3 separate regions of the Homo sapiens genome follow, and regions 2 and 3 are each linked to region 1. A link is a loop called in an ENCODE intact Hi-C map of the cell type or tissue named here. Cell type or tissue: dorsolateral prefrontal cortex. All regions are shown on one strand. Region 1 has its middle 9.2 kb from the start of PERP. Region 2 overlaps ARFGEF3 (ARFGEF family member 3). Region 3 overlaps ARFGEF3 (ARFGEF family member 3).

Region 1 (5,000 bases):
CTCTGCAGCCATAAAAAGGAACAAGATCATGTTCTTTACAAGAACACAGATGGAGCTGGAGGCCATTTGCCTTAGCAAACTAATGCAGGAACAGAAAACCAAATATTGTATGTTCTCACTTATAAGTGGGAGCTACGTGATGAGAACACATGGACACACAGAGGGAAGCAATACACACTGGAGTCTATCAGAGAGTGGAGCCATGGGAGAAGAAAGAGGATCAGGAAAAACAACCAACGGGTACTAGGCTTAATACCTGGGTGATGAAATAATCTGTGCAACAAACCCCCATGACATACGTTTACCTATGTAACAAACCTGCACATGTACCTGGAACTTGAAAATAAAAGTTAAAAAAAAAGAAAACCAGAAAAAAAAGAGAACATTTTTCTCATTCTCATCTCTATCCACATAGCAAACCTCTTTATTATGTGGCAGTTCTATCTCTTTTTTATTTTCTTTTTAATTTTTTTTGAGGCAGAGTCTTGCTCTGTCACCCAGGCTGGAGTGCTCTTGCTCTGTCACCCAGGCTGGAGTGTAGTGGTACGATTTCAGCTCACTACAACCCCCACCTCCCAGGTTCAAGCGATTCTCCTGCCTCAGCCTCCCAAGTAGCTGGGACTACAGGTGCACGCCACCACACCTGGCTAATTTTTTGTTTTTTTTGTATTTTTAGTAGATACAGCGTTTCACCATGTTGGGGCTGGTTTCGAACTCTTGACCTCAGGATCTGCCCAACTCAGCCTCCCAAAGTGCTAAGATCAGTTCTATTTCTTGAAATGAAGGAATATTGATCCTGGCCGTTGAAGTGGACATTGTAGGAATGCAGAGGAGTGGAAACCTCTGCTTCGAGGTGTTTCAGATCTGTTTGGGGATAAGACAAAGACCTGTGTACAGGCAGGAGACAAGGCCAAGTGGTCTCTGAGAGGTTATTATGGGCTGGGCTAAGGTGGCCTTATTTCCAGGAAGGGACTCACTGAGAGATGCAAACATGTTTCTAAAGCTCCAAATGAAACAAAATGTCAATATAAGAAACAGACTGAAATGTGTGACTTTTAAATACAAAAAGCCCCACAAACATTGATGGCTCCTTCAACTTGTTCAAGAAACAAGTCCAGGTAATTTTAAACACAGCTCAGCTCAGTGTGGGCCTGTGTTTTCTCATTCCCTTCCCCCTGTCTGGTGAGAATATTTGTAAAAAGTATATTTTAAGGGCATGAATAATTTAGGCCTGAGCTGAATATTTATTGGAAATTTTCCAGGCTGAAATAACCCTGGGATGTACAACCGGCATTTTTGTGATAGACCCAGAAGCATAATAATAATTTTTATACTGTAACGAGAGAGACTGCATATGTGTGAGAAAGAATGAGTAGTCTGGAATTGGTTTGGAGAGATAAGTAGAGTCTTAAAATACATGCAGACAACTGGGTATGCTCTACAAATTTCAAATGTGTTCCAATAAATTTAAGAATATGCACATTGAAATGGAAAGTTTTAGAAGTTAATTGCGCAGCTTTGTAAAGATCTGGGCGTGCGGCCCAGTTCTGCCACTTACTAGCTGTGCTATCCAGGAAAACTCATTTAGCTTCCCCATGCCTCAGTTTCCTCATCTGTAACGTAGAAGCAATACTTGTACAAACCTCATAGAGAAGTTGTAAGGATAAGAGAAATTAATGTGTGATTAAAACAGAGACCGGCACGTCACACTATATAAGGGCTGATTGCCATTATTATTATTACTATAACTAATTGTGTGGTGGTTAGGTGCTGAGGCCTTAGAGCCAGAGGGTTGGTCTGGGCTCTAACACTGACCTGTTGAGTAGCCTTAAACAAGTAATTTAAATGATCTGTGGCTCTGTATCCTTATCTGCAAAGTAGGTGTAATCATTGTACCTACCTCACCAGATGAATCTGAAATTAAAGAAATTAATACGTATCTTAGAATAGTGCCACGTGCCTTGAAGCGTTCAATTAACGTTAGCCTTTGTTATTTCTAACTATATTTCTGGGCTGCAGATGACATTGTTTGAGCTCAGCATTTCACTCTCCACTTACCTAGTGACTTTCAAGCTTGGGACTGGTGTTGATAATTTAACTATTTTCAGTAGACAGTATATGTCTATACTGACAACTCATTAACTCCATCTACTTGTTTGTTCCAAATGCTATGCTTAAGTCACAGCTTTTAGCTCAATTAAGAGAATATGACATCAACGTGATAGGTTGCACATATTGTGGCAAGCAGGTCGGAGTTTGAATCCCCTTATTTACCAAGCTAATTTACTTAGTCTCAGTGTTTTCATCTGTAAAATGGGCCTGACAGCATCTAACTCACAGTTAGTTATGAGAATTCAAAAATACATTATTTGTAAAGTAGCTTAGGGTATTCTTAGAACGTGGTTTTAAACAAATGCTTCTTGCTAAACAAATGCTCTTTGCTCCCATTCACTGAAAGGCTGTCAACAATTCCTTTTGGAATGCTGCCACACTGGTTCCAGGGAGGAGGTTAAAACTGGAATTTAGTTAGAATTAAGTCACAGAGAGCAAATGCGTCTGAAACCACCCTTAACTTCTGACTCCTAATAATTATGTTGACTTGGCCAGTTGTGGAGCCTTACACCTGTAATCCCAGGGAGGCTGAGGCTGAACTCCCTTGAGCTCAGGAGTTCAAAAACAGCTCTGGCAACATGGAAAAACCCAGTCTCTACAAAAAAAATATAAAAATTAGCAGGACGTGGTGGTGCACACCTGTAGTCCCAGCTACTCAGGAGGCTGAGAAGGGAGGATCACTTGAGCCCTAGGAGGTCGAGGCTGCAGTCACTGCAGTCAGCCGTGATTGCACCACTGCACTCCAGCCTGGGTAAGAAAGTGAGACCCTGTCTCAAAAAAAAAAAAAAAAAAAATTATGCTGATTGCTCCAGGCCCAAAAGTGACGTGCCTTTTTCTCTGCTCTTGTAGCCCGCAGACATGGCCACGCGTTAGGACAGCTGAATGCACAGCGAATGCTATGCTGAAATATGATGTGCTACTGCCATCTAGTGTTCCAAAGAAATACTTCCTTTTCAATTTTGATTCTCAGAAGTTTTTCATTTATCTCTACTTCCACAGCATTTTCGAGCGATTCATTTCCTTGTGGTTCATTTTTTAACCATCTCAACAGATAGATGACTACGCAGAAGTTCAGAGAAGCCAAGTTTCACGAGTGGTTGTTGACAAAACCAATCATTTATTCACACATTTATCAAGCAATTATGTAACACCTGCATTATGACAGGTGCTGGGGGCATAAAGACGAATAAAATCAGGTCCCTTTCCTCAAGGAGCTCACGGCCCAATAGGGACATAAAAGAGATGACTCGGAACAGTGTGATTAGTCCACATGCTTCCAGGGTTTGGGAGCACTGAGGAAGAGCACGTAGTTACATTAGTTTGGAGGAGGTGACAGAGGGCATAGGCCAGGATTCAGGGACGATTTCTTGGGGGATGTGGTCTGAAGCTGATCTTAAAAGACCAGCAGGAAGTAAATAGGGAGGGGACTGGGAGGAAAGGTATTCCATAAATAGCATCAAGAGAAAAGCAAGAATAGCATCGTGTATCTGAGAAGCGAAAACAGTGGGAAGTGTAAGGCAAGCAGAAGTGACAGGTGCAGCTGGAGAGGCAAACAGACACCAGATCATGGGGAAGGGGTGGGTTTCATATGTCACTTTCAGGAAGCTCAGACTTAATCAAAGACGTGATGGAGAACCAGTGAGCGACGCATGGAGTGTCAGGGGCAGATTCACGTTTAGCTGTCCTTTTAGTGATCTTGTAGGAGGTGGGCTTCGGAGAGGGTGGGGGCTCAGTTAGGGGGCAGCTGCAGCAGTAAAACAATGAGCTAGGGGAGGAGCATTGGGATGGAGCAGAGAGCCTGGATGGCAGAAATATTTAGGAGGTAGAGTAGGCGGCTCATTTCTAAATTACTAAATATAGAGTGAGAGATAAAGAGTCAAGGATGGTCTTGGAGTTTTAATGTTGGTGATCAAGATGATGGAGGTGCTGCAGAGGCTACAGAAAGAAGATGCTGGTTTAGAAGAAGAAAGGGCAGTTTGAACTCTGCACTGGTTGAGGTTAAAGTGTTTGAGTGAGGACCCGGGTGGTGCCATCTGGCTGGAAGTTGGATATAAAACTTTGAAGCATAAAGGAAAGGTGTGAGCTAAAGGTATATATTTGCAAGCCATGAGTACACAGGCAGGGGTTGAAATCACAAAAGTTGATGATGTAACACAAAGAACATGTTTAGAAGGACAAGCAGAATGGTGAAAATGTTTAGAAGGAATTCTAGAGAATACAATACTGGCAGGTGGCGAGGGCAGAGAGAGACTAGCGTGTTAAGGAGAAAGGGAAGGGATGGAGAACCAGCAAGAAAGGAAAAAAAAAATCCCTGGCAGCGGCTAGTTGGCTTGGGAAACTGTAGCTAGGCTATAAGAATCCTATGCTGAACATAAATAGTTTCACACAATAGCAGCATTAGACAGGGTCACTCTGTAATTGTGATGGAGCAAGACAAAAAGTAGACCACTCCCTAATCAGATCTCAACATGGGAAAAACAAAACACCATGGACCCACAAAACAAGATACCCCTCTTCCAGGCATGAGAGATCTCAGAATAAAACATCCACCTCTTGAGCCCTCACCAAGATCACCTAACATCAGCCTCAATCTCACCCCTCCTGTGTGAGGAGACATCCTAACCAAGACATCCCCAGAGTTCCCCATGGTGTGCAACCTCCCTTGCTGCAGCAAGTTAATGAGTTTAATTTTATTTGACTATTGGTGTGTTCTGGGTGGTCTTTGATCAATGGGATTTAATATTTTTATAGGTTCCAAGAGAGCCGAATTTTGTGGAGGAAGACATCAGATTGTCTAGTACAACAAAGAGAAAAGTGATATCCATTGAGTTTTGCAAATCTGAACTAACCAGTGACCTTTGTGATAGCAGGTTCAGTAGAATATGGGG
Region 2 (5,000 bases), 95 kb before region 1:
CAAAGTCAGGTTACCATCAAGTTTTATTTGATGTTAATAACAACATTACCCAAAGTATAGTTATCTTGTCATTAATTTTCTAGCAGCTTGGCCAAAATGTTTATCAAAAAGTATACTTCAAAAAATTAACTTCAGGCTAGGTTTGTTGTGAACTGAAATATTTTTCCCCAATCCTAATATTTAAATAGTTAAAAATAATGGTATGTTTCCTATCATCTCCCCATCACCCCTCCCTTCTAAGCACCCCAGTCTCCAGCAATCATTATCTTACTCTCTACTTCCGTGAGATCAACTTTTTTCGATTCCACATGTGAGTGAAATCATGGTATTTGTCTTTCTGTGCCTGGTTTATTTTATTTAACATAATATCTTTTGGGTTCATCCACAGTTATAGTTAAGTTGGAGGAATAAATTTTAGGAGCTCTACTGTATAGCAAGATGACTATATTTAGTGACAATATTTTTTTTTTTGAGACAGGGTCTTACTCTGCTGGCTACAGAGCAGTGGTACGATCTCGGCTCACGGCAACATCTGCCTCCTAGGTTCAAGCAATTTTCCAGCCTCAGCAACCCAAGCAGCTGGCACTACAGGCTCACACCACCAATGCCCTGCTAAATTTTTTTTTTTTTTTTTTTGAGATGGAGTCTCGCTCTGTCGCCCAGGCTGGAGTGCAGTGGCACGATCTCAGCTCACTATAAGCTCTGCCTCCCGGATTCATGCCATTCTCCTGCCTCAGCCTCCTGAGTAGCTGGGACCACAGGCACCCGCCACCATGCCCGGCTAATTTTTTGTATTTTTAGTAGAGAAGGGGTTTCACCATGTTAGCCAGGATGGTCTCAATCTCCTGACCTCGTGAGCCCCCCACCTCGACCTCCCAAAGTGCTGGGATTACAGGCGTGCGGTATTTTTTTAATTATACTTTAAGTTCTAGGGTACACGTACACAATTGAAGGTTTCTTACATAGGTATACATGTGCCATGTTGGTTTGCTGCACCCATCAACTCATCATTTACATTAGTTATTTCTCCTAATGCTATCCCTCCCCACAACAGGCCCTGGTGTGTGATGTTCCCCGCCTTGTGTCCAAGTGTTCTCATTGTTCAATTCCCACCTATAAGTGAGAACATGTGGTGTTTGGTTTTCTGTCCTTGTGATAGTTTGCTGAGAATGATGGTTTTCAGCTTCATCCATGTCCCTGCAAAGGACATGAACTCATCCTTTTTTATGGCTGCATAGTATTCCATAGTGTATATGTGCCATATTTTCTTAATCCAGTCTATCATTGATGGACATATGGGTTGGTTCCAAGTCTTTGCTATTGTGAATAGTGCCGCAATAAACATATGTGTGCATGTGTCTTTATAGTAGCATGATTTATAATCCTTTGGGTATATATCCAGTAATGGGATAATGGGATAGCTGGGTCAAATGGTATTTCTGGTTCTAGGTCCTTGAGGAATTGCCACACTGTCTTCCACAATGGTTGAACTAATTTACACTCCCACCAACAGTGTAAAAGCGTTCCTATTTCTCTACATTAACTTTTTTTATTTTTTTGTAGAGATGTGGTTTCGCCATGTTGCCCAGGCTGGTCTCAAACTTCTGGGCTCAAGCCATCCCCCTGCCTTGGCCTCCCAAATTGCGGGGATTACAGGCATGAGTCAAATGCCCAGCTGACAATATATTCTTGAAAAATGTAAACAGTGGCTATTATGTGCTGTCACCACAAAAGTGATAACTATGTGACATAATGCATTTGTTAATTAGCTAGATTTAAGCATTCCACAATGTATACAGACTTCAAAATCATGTTGTACATGATAAAGCATACTATGTTATCTGTCAATTAAAAAAATAATAGCATGTAACAAAGGCCCTTATCTTTTTAAGCATTTTGGAAATCTCATTGTAAAGACTGACAGATTCATTGTTTTTCTTTTTTCTGACAGTGTCTGACTTTCCTCCCAGACATTAACTAAAAGTATCAAGGTTTATAATGGTGTCATTGGAGAGTCCATTAAGAGGCTTTCCACGATTTCTGGTGGAGTTAACCTGTGTCAACTCCTATCTTCGGCAAGGCTAGCAGAAGGCACTGCTGGGCGGGATGGAATCAGAAAGCAAGTACAAGTTTTCAAAATAGGTGCGACTGTTGACATAACCATTAAACGTTCTGCTTGTGCATAGCTCCTAGAAGAATGGGTACTTCCTCATTTTAATTTTTAATACAAATTTCTGTATTCCACAAAAACTATTCCTGGGAGAATTTCCAGAATAATATGTAATCTGACTTGCATCTCTTAGTATGACACCAAAGCTCACTCTCCAGTATTTGGAGCCCTAATAGAAGAAGAAAGATTCACAGGTTGCACTTTGAAGTTACAAAAGTGATTAGCGTGGCAGTTGGTCTTGCCTCTTTTTCAGGAGTGGCACAGATACAGTGGAGAAGTCAAACAAAGCTAGAAGGGGTCACTCTGTGGTTCCTAAGAATGCACAGCTGCCAAACTGAAAGGATAAGGCAAAACTGTACATCCCAGAATCAAAGAGAGTTAAAGATGAATGAGATCCTAAAGATCAGCTAGCTCAGGCATCATCATGTTCATTGTGTTTAAGAATCAGTTGGGATGCTAGTGAAAGCTGCACATTCCTACTCCCATCCGCTGAGATTCTGATTCAGCAGCAGGAGGCAGTAGTGGTACAAGTAGTGATATATAACATTTCTAAAGCACTAGCTTTGTGCCAGATACTGTGCTATGTTCTTTACAAATGTCACCTTATTTAATTCTCAAAACAATCCTATTGGGTGGGTCCTACTATTGCCCCCATTTTACACACAAGGAAATCAAGGTAGAGTGACTGAGGCATCTGTCCAAGGACATTCTGCTAGGAAGTGGAAGAATAAGAATTGAAACCCAGACAGGCTGGCTTCAGAGTTTGAGCTCTTAATCATCACCTGAACTACCCACCAACAGGGTTAGGGTGAGGCCCAGGACATCAAGAGAATGTCATGACTGCAGTCAATCTTTTCTGAATGGAGAAACTGAAACCAGGAGAAGTGTAGTCTCTTATCCAAGACAAAAATCCTTCAGTGCATTTCCAGGAAGAAATCCACCATGGGATGACACCAACTATTCCTGAATATTTCTCAACATATGTTCCCCGAGAGAGGAAAAGGACAGAATACATTATTAAAAGCTTTCTTGTTGGTTCCTGCTGTGTTACCATGACCAAGGTGCTGTTACGGGGCAGAGTTTCTGTCCTTTCTGCCCAACTCACCATTCACTCAGAGAATATGACACACTCTGGTCAGCATAACGGACCCCCAATCATGGTGATTCTTAAAAGAAAGGGAAAGCAGGAGGGAGAGATGCTATCCCTAAAAGGAAGGCGGTACTTGGAATGAAAGAGGTAAGTTTCATATAATTTGAAGGAGAAAAAAAAAAAGATGTGTATTCTGACATGCCTCCCAACTGTGGTCTTTCTGTCCCTAAACTGACCATTCTGAAATCTCAGTATATATCAAAACATTATTATTATTGCTTTGTTTTAACATATGCGAGCAGGCAGAATACCCAGAATAATCAGATCTACCCCACGCTGGAACTACTCACATACATTCTCTTAAAAGATTACAAATACACTTTCTAATGGCCTTTAATGCAGAACAAGGCCAAATATCTCAAGGATTGATTGAAATTGTCCCTTTTGATGTTAAACCATCAGGGTAATTTAGGGGGACCATGAGCAAGAATAACAAGCATCCGTTCCAAATGAAGATGAGCTAGCATGACCACAACGCAGAGGCATTTTCAGATAACAAGTGCAGGGGATCAGGATGTGTTCCTGTCCCAGTGACGCACACTCTTGGCCACGTCAAACCAACCTTCATCACTTCCACCTGCAGGTCCTCGTTGAGCGAAGGCGTCACTTTCACGGCATTCAGTATCTGATTGAGCAGCTGCTTCTCATCAGAATCTGTTTCCATGGATACAAACCTCTCTTCCGACAGAAGCTTCTGTAAAGAGGCACAAGGCAGTGATCACAGATAGGCTCTCCCCTGCTGCCTTATTTGGTTGTATCTTATTATGGATTGATGATCAGTTTTCTTACTGGGGAGGCGTGTAGCTGGAGGCCATTAAGAAAGAACTTACGCTATGTGCCGTTAAAAAGAAAAATGCGGCCAGGGCAGTGGCTCATGCCTGTAATCCCAGCACTTTGGGAGGCTGAGGTGGGCGGGTCATGAGGTCAGGGGTTGGAGATCAGCCTGGCCAACATGGTGAAACTCCGTTTCTACTAAAAACACAAAAATTAGCCAGGCGTGGTGGCGGGTGCCTGCAATCCCAGCTACTCGGGAGGCTGAGGCAGGAGAATTGCTTGAACCCGGGAGGCGGAGGTTGCAGTGAGCCAAGATCACACCACTGCACTCCAGCCTGGGAGACAGAGCAAGACTCTGTCTCTAAAGAAAATAAAACTGCATGCAACCTTGAATAAACCGTTTTTGGCAAAGACCTTTTCCTGCTATTGGATTATTCATTCTAAGTTCCATCAAGTGAAACCCTAATGTGCCGGCCATACAAAGTATTTAGGTGGTGGGAATGGAGAATGATCGTGCTAAGAGGAAGCTAGCCCTACCCACTAGTCACACACACACATATGCTTTCTAAATGTGGCTTCGTCACAGGAAAGAAGGTCTTGTAGACAAGATCATTTTTCAGGTTTTTATCTTTTTACTTCCTAATGTGAGCTGTCATTTATCCAGGAATTATTTAGGAATCCAGAAATCTTCATGTATGTCCCCATCAGAAAATGCATCCCCCCCAAAACCTCAACAAGAAGACATTCATTGTTATGAGGACTTCCAGGAGTCTACCTCACAGGATAGGCTTTTTCTATCTCTTTCTCATTTTCATAAAATTCTTTTTCAGATTGTACCAAAATCCACCTGCCCACAACTTCTACTCCTTCATCTTCCCCCAGAGACAAACAGATTAAGCTTCTAAA
Region 3 (5,000 bases), 170 kb before region 1:
ACAAAATGATGTTTTGGTCAACCATGAACTGCATATAAGACATTGGTCCCATAAGATTATAATAGCATACTTTTATTGCACCTTTTCTATGTTTAGATACACAAATACTACTCTGTTATGACAGCTGCTTACAGTATTCAATACACACGGTGCAGGTATGTAGCCTTGGAGCAATAGGCTATACCATCTAGCCTAGGTGTGTAAGTACACTCTATGATGGTCACATAATGACAAAATTGCCTAACAATGCATTTCTCAGAACATGTTCCTGTCCTTGCTAAAGGATGCATGACCATGTTTAAAGTAGGTAAATGGTTCAAGGCCATGAGGCTGATGACAGAAATAATTAGTATTCATATCTTCTGACTCCCATCCAGGCCTCTCTATACCATTCCAGCTCTATACTGGATCCTCAGTTATCCTGTTTAAGTTTTTGTTGAAACAAATTCTTTTCTACAGAATTAGCTCAACAAACCACTCTTTAACGTTATGGCGAGGAAAGGACTGGAGTTGGGTTGAGAAGGCTAAGCTTTAGTCTTGGCTCTGAATTAAGCAGCCTTGTAGCCCTGAGTCAGGCTCGCCAAGGCCCCAAGTTCCTCAGTATAAAGGAAGTAATCACTGGAAAAGTGACTATGGAGTTGAAATATACATACTTGGATGCAACTAACATAGCTGAATGCAACACAGGGAGGGGATGAGAAAGGAGGGTAGTTGTGGGTTTTTTGTTTGTTTTTGTTTGTTTGTTTTTGAGACGGGGTCTCACTCTGTCACCCAGGCTGGGGTACAGTGGCACAATCTCAGCTCACTGCAACTTCCACCTCCCAGGTTCAAGCGATTCTCATACCTCAGCCTCCTGGATAGCTGGGATTACAGGTATGTGCCACCACACCTAGCTAATTTTTGTATTTTTAATAGAGACGGGGTTTCACCACGAAGGCCAAGCTGGCCTCTAACTCCTGACCTTAAGTGATCCTCCCGCCTCTGCCTTCCAAAGTGCTGGGGTTACAGGTGTGAGCCACTGCCTGTAATTATTAGTATTAATTCCGAGTTTAGGACTTCACCCTCACCCCAAGAGGATGAGACTTATTTGCATGGTGTTCCACTGTATCTTTGATTCTTACAGAAATTACAAAAAGCCTGGAGACTCCTCAGCAACTATCAGAACCAAAACAGGGACGAAATCTATATGGCTGCTAAGGTGGAAACAGACTGGTTTCTCTGAAATTAATTTGACGTCTGGTCAAATGGCCTAATGATATTTGCCAGAAATTTTCATTTATCAAAGTATAATGAATGTTTTCTATGTGCTAGGTAAAGGTCTGATGAATTCAAGTAATGCAAAGCTTATTTCTGTGCTAAAATTCCACAGTTCTATACAATACTCTGACATGACATCAGGAATGGCCACAGTTAGTACAGCGCTGATCATCAGATTGCTGGCACTGCTTCTCCTCATACATAATGAAAAGATCAAATAGAAGTCTCCAAACTCTAGGTTAACTGCTGCTCTGATTCACTTGTCACTTCATACCTGGAATTTAGAATCACAAAGAATCATAGATCCTTATTTTGTTGAATTCTTATGAAAAGCCCTTTTCTATCATTAAAGTTAAATAACTTTCCTATGGACATAGCAATTGAGCTTACTGTTCCATTAATAACAGCGATGGCTAATTAACAGTGATGACTGATGAATATGGGAACTGCGAATAGTCTGTTACTTATTCATTTTACATGTACTGAATGACTCCTTTTATTAAGGTCCGGGCAAGAGAGTCACAGAGATTACTTTTGGCAGAAACTATGGTCTTCTCAAATGAAAGCTGGAATGTTTAGGGTCCTCAACCAAATTCTCAGACTTATAAGCTCTGGGCAGTACCTGCCATCCCTACTGAAAGGAGTTTGTGAAAACAAACGGAAATCAAGCATTGCTTTAGGTAAACTAAATAAATGGCTCTCATACATTTGAATGATTACTTTTCTTTTCTTTTTTTTTTTTAAAAAGACAGAGTCTCGCTCTGTTGCTCAGGCTGAAGTGCAGTGACGCGATCTCAGCTCACTGCAACCTCTGTCTCCCAGGTTCAAGGGGTTCTTCCACCTTAGCCTCCCAAGTAGCTGGGACTACAAGTGCTGGTCAACATGCTCAGCTAATTTTTGTATTTTTTTTGTAGAGATGGGGTTTCACCATGTTGGCCAGGCTGGTCTTGAACTCCTGACCTCAAGTGATCCACCCGCCTCGGCCTCCCAAAGTCCTAGGATTATTGGCGTGAGCCACTGTGCTCGGCCTGAATGCTTATTTTTCAAATGGATGTAAATGTTATAATGATTAACAAAATACAAATTGATCACCTCTCCAGTGATCCTGATCCCCAAGTTTGAGACCCAATCTTACTTTCCCCAGTTCCATCCTAGTTCTTGAAGCAAGACTCCAAATGCCAATCAATGATGAGGACTCTGCCACCCATGGACAGACCTCACTGTATGTTCTGACCTTCTGCCTGATTCCTAAATAGTGCCTCGCCCCGAATTCTACATGGCTGGGTTCCACCTGCCAGTTTATTCTGACACCTTGTAAGAGCCCCCAGTGCCAACCATAGGCAACATAACATGCCCTTTGGACAACAGATTCTGTGCCCCAGTTGGACTGTCTTGCCCAGCCCTGTGCTGTTCCTGCTGGGCACAGAGCAATGCCGAGCTGTGTGAGGATACAGACACTCCAGAGAGGGCAGGGCCTTGCTCTGCACCTCCTTCTGCTGGAGCCAGGAGAGGATAACTGCAATCAGAAACCAGTCTGGGGAGGGTGGGTGCGGCGGCTCACGCCTGTAATCTCAGCACTTTGGGAGGCTGAGGCAGGCAGATCACCTGAGGTCAGGAGTTCAAGGCCAGCCTGGCCAACATGGTGAAACCCCATCTATACTCAAAATACAAAAATTAGCCGGGCATGGTGGTGGGCACCTGTAATTCCAGCTGCTCTGGAGGCTGAGGCAGAAGAATCGCTCGAACCTGGGAGGTGGAGGTTGCAGTGAGCTGAGATCACGCCACTGTACTCCAGCCTGGGGGACAGAGCTAGACTCTTAAGAAAACAACCAAACAAAAAAACCAACCAACCAACCAAACAAAAAACCCAGTCTGGGGACTCAGAGCCAATCCAGGGCAAGGCTGGAGCTCTAACTTACTAAGGCAAGCGATGACCAGACTAAACTTTTGCAGACTCCCCAATCTTTGGCATTATGGCCGAGCCACAATAAGCCATGAAAAGTGGCTTTTGCCAAAAAATACTGCACCACAACAATATGGCATACTGCTCTCTACACTCTCATGTGAAATTTCTAATAGTTAAATAGGATTTTAAAAGTTCTTGTGGTCCATATACACCACGGAACACTACACAACCATAAAAAAGAACAAAATCATGTCCTTTGTTGCAACATGGACATAGCTGAAGGCTATTATCCCAAACGAGTTAATGCAGGAACAGAAAACCAAATGCCATATGTTCTCACTTGTAAGCGGGAGCTAAACACTGGGTACTCATGGACGTCCAGACGGTAACAACAGATACTGGGGACTGCAAGGCAGGAGAGGGAGGGAAGGTAAAGGGTTGAAAACTGTTGGCTACTATACTCAGTACCCGGGTGATGGGATCAGTTGACCCCAAACCTCAGCATCATGCAATATGCCCAGGTAACAAACCTGCACATGTACCCCTTTAGTCTAAAGTAATAGTTGAAATTATATATAGAGAGAGAACTATCACATGAGACTCTGCAAAAGGCACCAACTTGTTCACAAGCCATTGCAACTCACAAGCCATTGCAACCTTACACAAAATAGTACTCCTGTGAGGACATCTGCCCAGCCCCTGCTTGCCTGTCTAACTTAAACTGGCACCGCCCTTGTTACTGATCCTTTACTCAAGGATCATTGTCTCAAAACAATGATGAAATCCTCCTCATTTTTCCTTTAAACACCTTTGTCATCCTTTACCTCCCTGTATACGCACATAGTTTACTATGGCGGGCATATTCCCATTGCAATGTCTATTCCTGAATAAATATTTTCTTAAAAAAGATAAAAGCTCTGGACACTGAAGACAAGGATGCTGGTAAGTATTTGGCATTATTATTAATTCTGGTACAGCTGGGAAGGGAAGGGAGGGCCTCTGATATGGATAAACGGAAGGAAACCAACTTTTTGTTTTGAGACAGGGTCTTGCTCCTGTTGCCCAGGCTGGAGTACAGTGGTGTAATCTCGGTTCACTGCAACCTCTGCCTCCCGGGTTCAAATGATTCTTCTGCCTTAGCCTCCCAAGTAGCTGGGATTACAGGCACCTGCCACCATGCCCAGCTAATTTTTGTATTTTTAGTAGAGACGGAGTTTTGCCATGTTGGCCAGGCTGGTCTCGAACTCCTGACCTCAGGTGATCCACCCACCTCAGCCTCCCAAAGTGCTAGGATTATAGGCATGAGCCACGGCACTTGGCCAGGAAGCCAACTTTAAAATCAGTCATTTTACATTTATTGGTAAACCCCAAGAACACTGAATGATATGGGCAACTATTAGCATGTGAGAACTTCCAGGAATAATCCTAGGCCTACACATCCTATAGATATGGCCTACGGTTTTACACCAACAGACAAAGGTGCTAAGTTAGTCCTCATCTAATGGGGCACAGTGAACCCTACAGACTCCCACATGGAAAAGGGACAGAAAACTCCTGTGAAGTGAACTCATGACACTTCCCTGGAACTGTCACCATTGCCAGGGAAGCTTTGTGGGTGCTGTTTCAAAGTCTGCTCCAAGCACCAACACTTCTCTGAAAGAGGCTTTAAAGCGTGAGCCGTCCCACCCTACCACGTGCCCCAAGGCCTTGCAACGAACCACTGACCGGTCAGCATTGTGATGAGGGGAAGGCTGTTATCTTCTGGGCTGCCCCAATAGCCAGCCTCTCCAAGCATGTTCCTGTCGAGCACCTGATGGTAGAGCTCCTCAATCCAGGC

What was found. A loop is a pair of places that touch in the nucleus more often than their neighbours do. Peaks named below come from ENCODE experiments on the same cell type or tissue, not always from the same donor. Only the 100,000 strongest peaks of a DNase experiment are listed, where the experiment ranks them.
Region 2: it touches region 1 in a loop (7-fold over the local background); 10 of 110 quality-filtered maps call a loop at or near these places.
Region 3: it touches region 1 in a loop (5-fold over the local background); 89 of 110 quality-filtered maps call a loop at or near these places.

The regions. Positions count from the first base shown.
Region 1 is chr6:138,114,088-138,119,087 of GRCh38, reverse strand. No RefSeq gene overlaps it. Among named protein-coding and RNA genes, the nearest start is that of PERP, 9.2 kb to the right of the region's middle. In dorsolateral prefrontal cortex, CTCF peaks have their summits at 2,832 and 3,033 (motif pointing left); a DNase peak (open chromatin) is centred at 2,967.
Region 2 is chr6:138,208,924-138,213,923 of GRCh38, reverse strand. It overlaps ARFGEF3 (ARFGEF family member 3), which reads right to left. Exons shown (of 34, transcript NM_020340.5): 4 at 3,883-4,014. Among named protein-coding and RNA genes, the nearest start is that of PBOV1, 7.1 kb to the left of the region's middle. In dorsolateral prefrontal cortex, CTCF peaks have their summits at 2,466 and 2,674 (motif pointing right); a DNase peak (open chromatin) is centred at 3,893; H3K27ac peaks cover 2,874 bases.
Region 3 is chr6:138,280,053-138,285,052 of GRCh38, reverse strand. ARFGEF3 (ARFGEF family member 3) reads right to left here. Exons shown (of 34, transcript NM_020340.5): 14 at 4,889-5,000. Among named protein-coding and RNA genes, the nearest start is that of PBOV1, 64 kb to the right of the region's middle. In dorsolateral prefrontal cortex, no CTCF peak of the experiment used is centred here; no DNase peak of the experiment used is centred here; H3K27ac peaks cover 982 bases.